Regions from separate parts of the Homo sapiens genome. Here region 1 is linked to region 2. The links are chromatin contacts, found by Hi-C in ENCODE. All regions are on one chromosome and are shown on one strand. Each heading gives the region's core, a stretch centred on a gene start or an enhancer-like site at or near the end of the contact. The rest is flanking DNA. Distances are from core to core; before and after follow the strand shown. Region 1 holds the start of NKD1 (NKD inhibitor of Wnt signaling pathway 1). Region 2 holds the start of LINC02179 (long intergenic non-protein coding RNA 2179).

What was found. Hi-C counts contacts between places; a loop is a spot of excess contacts on that map. Pooled maps may share reads with other maps.
Region 1: a loop to region 2 is called in a map of CD8-positive, alpha-beta T cell, with 4 times the contacts of the local background. The contact joins the promoter of NKD1 here to the promoter of LINC02179 in region 2. A Hi-C loop is called at or near these places in 2 of 168 maps with a recorded cell type or tissue (CD8-positive, alpha-beta T cell and naive thymus-derived CD4-positive, alpha-beta T cell) and 5 of 50 pooled maps.

What each region holds. Positions count from the first base shown.
Region 1 is chr16:50,543,707-50,550,860 of GRCh38, reverse strand. NKD1 (NKD inhibitor of Wnt signaling pathway 1) reads right to left here and starts at 2,465. Exons shown (of 10, transcript NM_033119.5): 1 at 2,283-2,465; 2 at 2,112-2,144; 3 at 1,306-1,439. The coding sequence starts at 2,307. RefSeq lists silencers at 2,143-2,332, 2,373-2,822.
Region 2 is chr16:49,464,043-49,470,507 of GRCh38, reverse strand. LINC02179 (long intergenic non-protein coding RNA 2179) reads right to left here and starts at 4,402. Exons shown (of 2, transcript XR_243442.1): 1 at 2,027-4,402; 2 at 633-1,929. RefSeq lists an enhancer at 5,231-5,732.

The DNA.
Region 1 (7,154 bases), core at 1,216-3,715, 1.1 Mb before region 2:
ACTCAGTTGGCCTCTGTCTGGAGCTGTAAATGCATTTGTTCATACGGCTAAATTAGACCGTTTTCGTTGGCCTTTAAATAAATAAGTAGATCAAAAACTAGAAAGGGCAGGGGAAGAAGGAGAGGTTTGTAGTTCTCTTTTTAAAGGGCCCCAACTGCAGTGCCCCCCGCCCACCAAGATTTGACCTTTACTAGGGGACAGCAGCTCCAAGTCCGACCCGGCCAACAGAAGACAGAGAAGCCCCCAGCTAAGCAGTGGCGGTGGAGGAGGACAGGGGAGCTTCTCCTAGGCCCAGAGGTTATTTCATCCACACACAGGAACTGACTTTATCCACAGGTCCACCTCCCGACACCAGCACTGCAAGCGAGCTGCCAGGTCCCACCACCCAAATACAAACACATCTGAAGTCTCCACTGGCCTCTCCCCAGCCCATGGATAAGACCAAAGAACTAACCAGACCTGAGACTCAGTCTATTCCCCCTCTAAGTTAAAAAAAAAAAAAAAAATTAAATGTCACATCAAAAAGTTGATTCATCCTTTGATCCTAGGCTTGCGCGAGTTCCACGCAGACTGCCTGAAAGCCCCGTGCAGAGTTCCGGAGCTCACAGGACATCTGTGAACGCCAAGTCCCAGGCCAGGAGCTGGGGCTGGACTCACTCATTCCCATCACACTTAGTGCTCCTCCAGGAACTCCAGCCTCAGAGACACACGGGGTGAAGGCTCAGGGCTCTGCCCAGGCTACAGTGGAATGAGGCCCTCTATCTCATATGCCAAGTAAGGGGTCTTCCAGGTCTCAGTCCCCCTAGATCTGCTACCCAGAGGGCCGCCTGCTCTACTGGGGTTCCTGTACAGGTGGTACTGATGAATGCCACAGACAATCAGAACATATTCAGATCCTGGGGCCAGCACAGCTCTGCCTTCCACCCAGACACCCCTAATACCCCCTTCTCTCTAGCCCCTACTCCACCTCCACCTTTGAATGCTGGTGGCAGAAACAAGGTAGAAGTCAGAGCAGGCCCCCAAATCCCGCCGGTACAGACACGATTCCCCATCAACTGGACCTTCACCACCTCCCCACCTAGGACCTTTCCCCCAGGCAGCCCTCTGCCTCCAGCTGGGCACTTCGAGGTTCTCCAAGGCATGCGGGCAGAGGGTCGCGTTGGTGGGGCAGGGGGCAGCTGAGAAGAGATTTTCAGACCCAGAAGCTGTGCAGGAAAGTGCTCAAAGTTGGGGTGCATGGGTTTGGGGACCCATCTCTGAGGCTGAAAGGAGGCCAGGAGGTGGGGCAGGGGTGGGGAATCATACCCGGGTGCTTCGGCCTATGGTGCCCGCCAACCGCAGCTGTCGGGGTCCCGAGACACCGCCCGGGCAGCGCTGTCTCCCGATCCACTCCTCGATGCCCTTCCGAGCCCAGGCAGCGCTCACGGCGAAGCTGTCACCTGGGACGGGGACGACATGAAGCCCCTGAGTCTGGCTCCAGGTGCCAAAAGTTACCCCCGCGGAGGGAAGAAGGAGGCGCGGTGGGAGGCGAAGGACCACGGCACGGGGGCCAGGAGGGGGTTCGCGGGCTGGGGCAGGAGCCAAGAGAGGGACGCGGGTAAGTAAAGGGGGGTTCAGCGAAGCCCTAGGAGCGAGGAGCCAGAAGGGGGCAAGAGGGGTGAGCAGTACCCCAGGAGGACGGGTTTAGGATCAGACCAGGGAGCACTGGCAGCCAGGACTGCGGAGGAGAGGGCTGGGGGTCAGGAGAGGGGCCGCAGTAGGTGCAGGAGCCAGGATATCGGAAGAAGGGCCGGGGGGCAGGAAGAGGGGGCAGGGTCTTGCGGGGAGGCGCTTGGGGGTCTGAAGAGAGGGTGCCGTGAGAGCCGAGGGCAGGGACGCGGGAGGGGGAGGGGTTGAGGGTCAGCGGTGGGAGCGCAGGACCGCGGGGAGCGGGTAGGAGGGACAGAGGAGGGGGCGCGAAGGCTGCTCAGGGAGCGGGCTTGGGGGGCCGGTGGCCGGAACTGGGGCTTCGGGGTGGCCCTGGTCATAAGACCTGGCGGGCTGGGCCGTTCTGCCGCGGCCGCGGTGTCCCCCGCGTCCATCCCCGAGGTCTGCGCCCCGCGCGCCCCTACCTTCCGGGCTCTCCCTGCGCTTGCACACGGCGGCTGCAGGCACATCGCGAGGCGGCGGCGGCGGCGGCAGCCGCGGCGGCGGGAGAAGGAAAGAAAGGAAGGGAGAGAGTTAGCGACCGCGGCGGCGACGGCGGCGGGGCCCGGGGCGAGCGCGCGGGCGGGGGCACTGACCCGGCTTGGAGTGAAGTTTCCCCATGCTGGGGCTGCGGCGGCCGGGAGCGTCCCTAAGCCATGCGCCCGGCCCGCGGGCCTGGCGCCTCCCTTGGCTCTCCTCCTCCCGAAGCAGCCCCCGAGCCGAGCGGAGCCCGAGGCGGCGCCGGGACGCGCTCCTGCCGCCGTCGCCGCGGCCCGACTGACGCCCGGGAGCGCCGAGCCCCCAGCCCGCCGCCGCGGCCCGCGCCTCCCCGCGCGCCCATTGGCCGGTGCGGCGCATCAAAGGCAAGGCTGGTTGCGGCGGGGGCGGGGCCGGAGGCGGGGCAGGGCGGGGACGAGGGCGGGGCGCTGACGGGAGGGGCGGGACACAGTCCGCGCTCCCTGCCGCGGTCTGGGGCCGGGGGCCGAGCTCCAGGGCTGGCGACCCGGCGGGGCGGCTTGTCCAGGAGGCGTATTGGGACAGAACAGCCCGGCCATCGCTAACTGTACTGTCACTTCCCTCCGCTCCACGTTCTCTCTAAACGGGCAGGGCGGGACTCGGCGGCTCCAATTTACAGGTGGGGAAACTGAGGTCGGGAGCGGAGACCTTAGCTGCTCAGGTGCAAGCTTCGGCAGCGCTGCCTTTTCCCAGTCTTCCCACGACCTACCTTCTGCAGAAAGTGTTCATTACCCGCCCCGTGACCCGCCCCCCACCACCGCACTCCTCTAGTTTCTTATTTGGGGAGTCCAGGAGGAGCCCCCAGCGCACCCCGGGCCAGTGTGAGCCCAGCCCTCTCCAGGCAGCGACAAATGTCCAAAGCGCCCCGTTATCAGCCAGTCTCTGGGATCTCCTCGTCCGGGGGCCCGTGGGTGCCCGCCCGGGTCGGGGCGCGCTGCCAAACTGCGCGGCCCGGAAGGGGGTAACCGCTGAGTCTTTGATCTTCCTTGGTTTCCGCTCCCCGCTGCAGTTCGCCAGACCCAAGGGTTTGTTTGTTTTGTCTGGGGAGGTCTCTGCGGGGAGGTCGCGCGGGGGGAGGGGGATGGTGGCGGTCGACATCAAGGGATTCCACCCCACCTTTGTGGCTCTCAGAACGCCTGCCCCCTTCTGGGGACACTGTGGGTCCGTGTTACGCTCGTCCTGGCACCAGGCAGCTCTGGCGTGGGAAAAGAAAACCCGCAGCTCAGAGTGAGACCAGCCCCGACCTTTGGAGTGAATTACCTGTGCTCAGTTTTGTGATCTGTATAATGGAGGCTCCATTCTGCCCTTTTTGCCGACTCTCTAGAGCAGCACTGCCCAATAGAAATATAATGTGGGCCACATTTGTAATTTTAAATTTTCTTGTCGCCACATCTTTTAGAAGTAAAAAGAAATAGATGAAATATTAATAATATATTTCGCTTAACTCAATACAGTCAGCCCTCCTTATTCACAGGTTCCACATCTGTGGCATCAACCATCTGTGGACTGAAAATATGCAAAAAGAATAATACAGCAAAAATAAAGAATAAAAAACTTTTTAATATAGTATAACAACTATTTACATAACATTTACATTGTATTAGGAATTACAAGGAATCTAGAGATGATTTAAAGTATTCAGAAGGATGTGTGTAGGTTATATGCAAATACTACAGGACATTTTATATAGCGGACTTGACATCTGGGGATTTGGGTATCCTCTAGGATCCTGGAACCAGTCCCCAAAGACACCAAGGGAACACCATATATCCAAAATAGTATAATTTCAAGATATAATGAGATATTTTACATTCTTTGTATTGCGCTAAGTCTTTAAAATTCAGTGTGTATTTTACACTTAAAACACATCTCAAAGACTAGCCATATTGCAAGTGACCATTTGCACTTGGCTAGTGGCTACTGCATTGGGCAGCATCGCTCTGGAAGATCTACATGTCTCAAAAGGACATTAGGAATTCACAGCCCCCCAGAGTCATAAATCTCTTCATCCAAGTGTCTTACTTTCATGTTCCAAGCTTCCTTTTTTAACACCCTTTTTGGTGGAAACGAAGGCTAATGTTATAAGCAGGTACACTAAAATCCTGTTGGCCAGGTGGTTTCATTTGAAGAGTGCTGAAACCACAAAAATATATTACTGTTGTCATTTTTATGTTACAATTCTTCATTCAGTACTTCTGATGTGCCAGTCCTCATCCTCCATCATGTGTAGCCCTCGCAACCACTCTCTGATGCAGACTCATACTTGTTCTAGAAAGGAGGGAACCTATTCAACTCAGAGAGGTGAACTCACTTGCCCAAGGTCACAAAGTTCATCCATGACCCAATTAGGAACTGAACTCCAATCTGTTGATTTCATTGCCCAGGCTTGTTTTCACTACATCAGGTTGTCCCAACACAGTGCAAAACTAATGTTCCACCACTAGAAAGAGAGTCTTCCATCTGGAAACAAATATGAAGGGCCAGCCATGTGACAACCATTGTTTTAGTCACCTAAGATACATCGGTGAACAAAATAGACAACTGCCACTCTCATCGAACTCCCACTCACCTAGGGGGAAGATAGGCAAGAAACAATAAATGATGAATTAGTAAACAGTGTAGTAAGTTACACCAGGGGTAACAGGCCATTTTTCTTTCTTTCCATCCCATAAGGACCTGACAGCAAACAATTTTGCCCTCTAGGGGACACTTGGTAATGCCTGGAGGTATCTAGTGGGTAGAGGCCAGGGTTGCTGCTACACATACCACAATGCATAAGGCAGCCCCCCCACCCTACCAGAACAAATGATCCAGCATCAAATGTGGGTAATGCTGAAGTAAGAACCCCTGAGCTGTAGGAACATGAAAAAGTGGGGCAGAACGGCGGGGGTCAGGTGTAGGAGGGAGGCAGGGGTTTGAGCATCTGAGTCGGAGTGGGCACCCTCTTTCAGACCCCTCAAAAGGCAATGGAATTCGTCTGGAATTCCTGTTTGCCTTTCTCACCCCTCCCTGCTGGTACCAGGGTGCCTCTAAATCAAAGCAAAACTTGGAGCATCCTTTCTCACAGTGCTTAGAAAGTTGGTTACTTTCTTAAACCGGTCCTGGCTTTCTTCTTCCATGAGAAAAAAGTATCCCCTCTTCCCCTTGGGAATTTCTTTTTACAGTTCAAAAAGAGATAAAAGCAAGAACTAAAACTGCAGTTAGCAGTTTGAGTCTTGCGGGGAGTAAATCCCAAATGTCCAGCCCAGACACAAAGCCCCCCTCCACCTTCACCCTGGTGCCTCCCAGCCCAGCAGGCGCCTGGGACTTCACTGCTATTGGAATCATGATACCCTTACCCGGATCTGGGGTGAGAACCCAAGAGATGGGCCTTGTGGCAAAATGTTAGTCTGTCCAGGTCTCTGAGAAGGGGGTCTCCAGGGGCCACCAGCATGCTGTCTACCTGGGGTGGCCATTCGGCCTCCGAGGGCTTCCCACCCCATAACTCACTGTCTTTTCGTGTGTTTTAATAATTTATCTGGCCCATTTCTTGGGCTGTATACTTGCAGTGACACATCTTTTTCTTTGAAGATTTCCTATCCTTTGGGGGAGGAGAATGGGAAAGGAAGGCAAGGAAGAGATAAGAGAGAGAGATTATAACAGAAACGGGTTTCATGGGGCTTGAGATTTAACAAGGCTGGTTTAGGTGAAATCTGTCAGACATAGAGCTGGGAGATTTAAAAAAAAAAAAAATCCTACATCACCCAAGTTAGCTGCTCCAAAGCTTGTCCCCGAAGTTAAGCCATCTGATCTGGCCCCTTCAAATGCCATTTCCTAAAGGAAGCCCTCCTTGACCTTCCAACCTGAAGGGCTCTTCTCTGCTCTGATTAGCCAAGGTTTCCCTGCCCCCTCCCATCTCCACTTATTTTATGCATGAGGCTAAGTTTCACTCCTGGAGCCAGGGCTCCTTGAGGCCAGGGTTCTTGCCTTACTTGCATCTCTGAATGCAATGCCGAACACAGCACTGCCTATAGCAGGTGCCATCACACCTGCTGTGGAAGGAGACAAACTCTCTCTGCCCAGCCTCAGCCAGGAGCATGTTGTGGTCAATAAGGAGGGAGTACTGCCAATAATACGATCTTGGATATATGAAGGAGAAAATCAGTTCCCAAGTCTCCACTGGTTCCTCCTGGATCCCTGGAGTTGCTTTATTTTATAGTTCCCTGGTGAGTTTTGGCATTGCTAAAGGGCCTGGAAGCCTAGTTTGGGTGAGGAGGGGAAAGTTAGACTACTCTGCCTGAGAAAATATCAGGCATTTTGGAGGGAAGGGAAAACAAAGATCTCAAAGGAAACAGCATGAGAAGAGAGTGATAATGGGGCCTAAGAAGGCACAGCCAGCAAGGTGGGGACTGGCCAATTCACTTTTGGGACAGTGAGCTCTAACATGCGATTGGCAGTGCTCTCTTCTTCCTCTGTTACTCCAAGCCCTCAGCAAAATCCTAGCCACTTCCTGGGTTAGTGGCACAGGACAAAATTAAGGAATCAGAAAGATGACTCCTACAGGTAATTAATGGGGCCAACAGCAATCTTCACAGTGGAGATACCCTGCAGGAGAAAAGATGGGAGCCAGAGGCAGCCAGGAGGCCTCAGGCCTTAGATATGAGATGGAGGAGGCTGGGCTTCCCCAAGAACTAGGGCTGGGGTCTCCAAGCCATTCTGTTTGGGTACTAAAGGCAGAGGGAACAGCACATGTAAAGGCCCTGAAGTGGAGACTGCCATGGATGTTTTGGAAACAGCAAAGAGGCCCCTGGCTCTGGAGCAGAGAGAGCATGGTTTGGGAGTAGAGGGGAGAAGATGAGGTTGGAGATGACTGGGCCAAAAGACTGCTGCTTGAGTACAGTCTGGATGTGGGGTTGAATTGAATTGAATTTGTGTACCACCAACTCCTCCTGGGTTCAGGATGTTTGAGCAAG
Region 2 (6,465 bases), core at 3,153-5,652:
TCCCCACATCACAGTGCCACCTGCTCTTGGCAAACTCAGGCAGACAAGGCTGGAATTGCCCTCATAGCCCCCCTGCCCTGCAGACCAACTCTCTAAGCAGCTTCATCAGGAATGATTTTCATGTTTGCCACACAACCCCGGGCCCCCAGGCACCCCCAGCCGAAGCCCTCCGCCCAGAGCCCCCCATTAATGTTAATGGAAGTCCCGTGGCTCAGACAGGGCGCCCTGCTGGAAAGAGGCCTCGGGACACCCTCCTGCAAACATGACCTTTTCCTGTGTAAGAGACAAGATTTCAAAATCAATTCCACCTGCGAGGCCTGCCCATCCCCGCCACATGGTGCTGCTCAGGGAAGAGGCCACGTGCCCCATGACAAGCAGGAGTCAATACTGAGTCTAAGGGAGCCCAGCTGCTGGGCCAGGACATCTGGGAGGTTGCTGTCTAGCCCCTCTGCTGGGGTGTCTCTCTGCAAAGGCCACAGGAATACTTTCTGATTGTACTGAATCCTCCCACGCCCACCTGGAACCAATGCGGCAATGGTGGCAAACACTCGCGCATAGAGCTGTGTGTCCAGACCAGCTGCACAAACCCTGAATGCTCACCAGACTGGTGAATTAGGCACTATTATTTTTTATTTATTTATTTATTTATTTATTTATTTATTTATTGAGACAGCGTCTTGCTCTTGTCTCCCAGACTGGAGTGCAATGGCACGATCTAGGTTCCCTGCAACCTCTGCCTCCCAGGTTCAAGCAATTCTCCTGCCTTAGCCTCCAGAGTAGCTGGGATTACAGGTGCACTCCACCAAGCCCGGGTAATTTTTGTATTTTTAGTAGCAATGGGGTTTTGCCATGTTAGCTAGGCTGGTCTCGAACTCTTGACCTCAGGTGGTCCTCCCACCTTGGCCTCCCAAAGTGCTGAGATTATAGGTGTCAGCCACCGTGTCCAGCCGACACTATTATTATCCCTATATCACACGTGGGGAAACTGAGGACAGAGAGGTTTGAGCTACCTGCTCAAGTCATACAGCAAGTAGGTAGCCGTATAGGGATTTGAACTGAGGAAGCCTAATATCTGTGATGCTTCTTAACTTTCTCCTGTGCACTCAGAAAACACTTGCAGGCACCTGCTCTGTGCCAAGCCCGTGCTGGGGGGCACAGAAGTGAGTCATATACAGTTCCTCCCCACCAGAGCCACTGTTCCCAGGGGAGGGGATGCCACAGGTCACTGTGAGGTATGATGAAGGCCTGGAGAGAGGAGGGGCAGATCTAGCATGCAGTGTGAGGGAGTATAGTCAGGGAGGACTTCCTGGAGAAGGGGATCTATGAATAGAGCAGAAGGTGCCCAAAAGCACCTGAGTATGCCTTTGGGGGCAGGTGCTTGGGTGCACGCAGGCATGTCCTGTGTCTGTGCACACATGTGCAGGCCTGGGTGTTGGCCCCGGGGGTATAAGGTTGCCAGGTGCCAGCCCCAGGGACCCAGCTGAGGCCATGAAGGCAGCAACAGCAGTAGGGAAGGACTGCTTCCTCTGAAGAGTTGGGCTGCCAGGCTCTTAGGGAGCATGAAGGATGCAGATGGAGCTGGAGCTGTGACCTGGGGCCTGGATGTCCCCATCCTGCACATGAAGGCAGTACTCTGGCAGGCCTCTCGCTAGGCTAGGAGGGAGACAGGATTCAGGAACCATGCCTGGGAGGCCCTGAGTGGGATAGGCCTTCAGATGGACATGGCCCTCAGATGGCCTCTTGTTGGCTGTAGAAGTGGTGCTTAGTTTTTGCAGTTTGAAGGTCTTTAGGTGCAAAAAGCCCTCTCTGTTTGCCCATAGTCCCCACACATCCCTCTTGGTCAACACCTTTGCCCATCCACATTTCCATCACCTGCCTGGCCTCTGAAGGCATTTGTTTTTGAGCACCTGGCTTTAGCAATTTCAAGTTCTTCATGTAAGAAAAACAAACAAACCTTGTCAATGGCCTCTCCTAGGAAAACTCCTATGTGCAGTAGGCTAACAACATCTCTATTTCTTTACCTTACCAAACAGCCCCCTTTCCGCCAGGATGAGGCTCATTCATTCATTCAACAAATGTGTACAGAGCACCTCATCTTTGTCAGACCCTGTTCCAGGTGCTGGGATGGATCAATGAACCAAGCAATCGAAAGCCCTGTCTTCCTGGCACTTCCATTCATGTGGTCCTGGATAGTGAGAGGAAGTTACAAAGAGCATGGGGCCTGGGGCCTGCATGGTCAGTTCCTGGGGCCAGCGGGCTCCCAGGAGCCTGACTACAAGCTCAGTCCTTGCCTCGTGTCCTTCCCCCATCAGCTCAACCTAAGGCCCAAGTTCATGGGTCCAGTGGGAGTCAAAGGAGGAAACAGCCAGCAACTCCCTCCTCGAGCAGCAGCCCGGTCCATCAGGCACCCTGGTGTCAGCAGGGTGCATCATCAGCTCCTGGAAGGTTAATGCCAGCCCAGATGCTAGGCTCTAGGACTGGGAGGGGGAATGAGTCGAGCAGCTTAGAATAGCCATCCAATAGCCAGAGGAAAGGGCACCATTATTATCCTTACTCTACAGTTAGAGGAACTGAGGCTCAGGCAGGCAAAGTCACACAGCTAGGAAAGGATATGTAGGGACCCACGTCTGCCTGACCCCAAAGCCAGGAGTCAGGTCCAGACTCTCAAGGGAGTGGTTTCCTATTATTCAAGAGACTTCACCTTCTTTCTCCTTTCTCCTTTCCTGCCTGATCTTCGGGCCCACCGCTGTAAAGCAGATGCTGCTGTTTGTCCTTAGTGAAGCTCCCATTCCATTGCTATTGGCACCCCAGACCCGGCGTCTTTGTTATGCTGACGGGTGGTCCTATGTAGGGGGAGCTGGTTTCTTAATCCTAGGATGCCCCTTCTCCAAGGAGTTGTGTCAGAGGCTGACCCAAAGCTGGGTGCAATCATATGTGCTCAATAACTGTCTGTGGATAACTTTTGTGGACTAATTTACTTGACCAGAAGCCAGCATTCGAGAGGAGCCTGGCATAGTGAGCAAATCTCTGAAATCAGCTACATGTGGCCTCACCACTTAACGGCGATGGGACCTTGGACCTGTGAGCCAATTCTTTATCCATAAAATGGGGATGCTCCTTCCTCCCCTGCAGATGGCTATGAGGATGCATCCAGTAGAAGCCCCGTAAGTGCCTGTGTGGGGCTTCTTCTACCACAGACATGGAATTAGCATGAGTAGCCAAGAGGGGGAGAAGTCAGGAAGGCCTGACATAGGAGAAGGATCCATTTGTGAAACTTGATCCTGAACAGGAGGCTGAGAACAGGGCCTTGAAACAGCCCTGTGGACCAAATGGGGCAGGTGAACCCTCTTTGCTTGGCTCAGGTGGAGAGGGTGATTTGTTTTGAGATCTTATCTTATTGGACAAGTCAGTCATACGCCTGCCCTAAACAGCCATGGGCCATGGGGATGTGATGTGCTGACTGGCACAGTCATGTGTTCCTCCTGGTGCAGTCCAGATCCTGTTGCCTGAAGTGGGGATGGGGGACCCCTGGTCAACTATGGGGGACTACTGCCTCTTGGCAGAGAGGCACCATGACAACCCACCAAAGTGGGCTAATCAGGCCTCTGCTCTGATTTATTTGGAGTCATCCTTCCTCCTCTTGCAACTTCTATTCATCCTTAAAAACCCAGCTTAAACACTGCTGCTGGAAGCATCCCTGTGCAACTTCAACCTTCTCTGAGCCTCTGTGGTGCGGGCAGCCTCTGCCACATAATGTATCAACCTCCAGATCATCACTGCTCCAGCATAGCTGAAATATTGCCTATGGTTTGCCAAGTGTGGGCACGTTATCCTCATAACAACTGAGAAAGGGGAAAGCCCTCTGACAGCCTGGGCTGGCCTGGCATTCACAGCCAGGCCATGGTGTTCTGTTGGACATGAACAGTTCTACAGCCCAGAAACATCAGACAAGACCGCTCGGTAACCATGAAGGATCAAAACAAAGACGAGACCATTCTGTAGTCCTGCCTGAACGCAGACGAAAACGTGAACATCGTCCAAATGACAAAACTGCCCAAATGTTCCCCTTCCTGGCTCAAATGTTTCTTAACTAATTGCAGTTGTAGCTTTGCTCAGTTCCTCCTGCCGTCTAGAAGAGAATCATTGACATACCCAATCACAGAATTACCCTTGCTTCCTGACAGCATCCAGCCTAGAGAAACAGCCTGCAAAATCACTTAATGCGAGCCCAAATCCCATGATCAGTCCTACTAACATCCCCTCCCCGAGACATCCAGGGGTGCGCATTCCCCTCCAGTGCAGTGACTCAAAAAGCCAACTTTGTTCAACCGAAAGGTGTGTTCCTGGTAGCCTTTGGCCGGAGGGCATTGCATGATCCTGCAAAAGAGATGTTATTGTTCTTATGTCACGGGCAAGGGAACAGGGGTTCAGAGAGGTTATGAAGTTGCCTAACGTCACAAAGCAGGGAGGTGGCGAAGCTAGGGTCCTCAGAGCTCTTCCCATGAAAACTCATTCACATTTGTCCTTTCTTGTTTTACTTTACTATGTGTCTGTGTGTGTATTGTGTAGTCATCAGTGCTGTTTGGGATGCAAATGACAGAACTCAAACCAGCTCAAACAAAAACAGGGTTTGGCTCAAAGGCCCTGTGGTGACTGGCGGAGGCTGAAAGCAGGACTGTGTTGATCTCAAGAACAAGAGTTAGGCGCGCAGACCCTGTTGGAAGTCTCTCTATCTCCTGCCCTTGCTCCTCTCTCTCTGATGATCAGACTTTTCTACTTCTTAGTTGATGCAGCAGAAAACACCCGCTGCCAACAACCCGCAGTTCAGCTCCCAACCTCTCAACACAGATTGGAGTGAAGAACCCCGATTGTCCTCCCTGGGGTGCTGCACACCCCTGAACTATCCCCTGAGGTTGGGAGGTGGGGCTCCTGGCCGATGTGGGCTCTTCCAGTAATTGCACGTAAAATGGAGCTAAGAGCTGGGGACTCCCTGAAGAGGGGAGAGGAGTTTCTCGGCTGCCGTGTGCACAGCCGCCTGCAGCGGGACCCTCGTGCTGCTGTCTGGCGCCTCTGCTCCTTGTAGGTGGATCCCAGCTCTCCCCACCTCACACAGCCGGGTGCAGGGAAGCGCACAGAGGCCGCCGGGGCCCTCACATCCCGGAGATTTTTTCTTCTAACAAGGCCCAGTTGTGAGGTGGCCATCATCGTTAAGGGACCAGCCACAGCCCCGCCGGTCGCCACTCCTGGGTCCGGCCTCACCTCCCCCGCAACCCAGGGTCTCCGGGGTCTGGCTCAGCCTACGGTGTCAGAACCCGGGACAACAGTGCGGGCCCAGACCAGACTCCCAGCCCGCAGCCGAGGGAACCCCGCGCTCAGGCTGCCCCGGGGCTTTTCAGCCCTCTCCGCCTCCCCGCAGCCCATGCCCACCTCGCCCGCGCCCACCTCGCTGGCAGCCCTCACCCTCACCCTCACCGGGCGCTCGTCACAGCGCCCCCTACTGGGCCCCGGGGCCTCTCAGCGTTTCCGGCGCTCTTCACCTGACTGTGTCTCATTCCCCCCTCTTTTCTGAACACTCTATGTGCTTCAGCAATGAACTGACAAGTGTGTGGGTGTGTCCCTGTGAGAGTCCCTGCCTGTGTCCCTGTGTGGCTCTGTGTGTCCTGCTCTGTGTATTTGCTCTTCCTTTCTTCCCCTCCCCGTTTTAGGCGTTTCTCCGCCCTTCTTGCTCCACTCCACACCAGAATCTTTGCTCCTATGCGAGGTGAGTGGGGTGGGAGTTCGGGGTCCCAAGCATTTGGCCCTGTGGACCAAATGGGGCAGGTGAACCTTCTTTGCTTGGCTCAGGTTGAGAGGGTGATTTGTTTTGTGCCACTCAGGGCAAACTCTCGACACCCCAAAATAGACAGGTCTGAAAGAGAACTCAGGGATCCTTTTACCCAGCCCCTCATTTCTTTGTACTAAATGGATCTACTGTATGGCTCAACGCTATTATCACGGTCCCTACAAAGCCCGATTATTAGAATTATTGTGTAGGTTGAACCATATGAAATTGCCTATATTTGACCGTTTTTCATCCACAAGAAAGTCAGTTTCACCTGGTTCAATAGAATGCTAATTTTTAATTATATGACACCTGCCACACCCCATCCAATCCCAGGGCCAGAGCATTCCCAGGGACTTACCCTACTTATGTGCCAGCCCCCACCCCCACCTTCTACAGAATGGAAAACCAAGGCACAGGGAGGTCAGGGGATCTCCCAGGCTGCACAGGCAGTGACAGAGGGCTGAGATCCTGCTGGCCTGTCCCCTAGGATTGAGGTTCGTTGCCTGGAACTTTCCCCTTGACTTCTAAATCTTTTTTTTTTTTTTTTTTTCCTTTTTTGAGATGGAGTCTCATTCTGTCACCCAGGCTGGAGTGCAATGGCACGATCTTGGCTCACTGCAACCTCCACCTCCTGGGTTCAA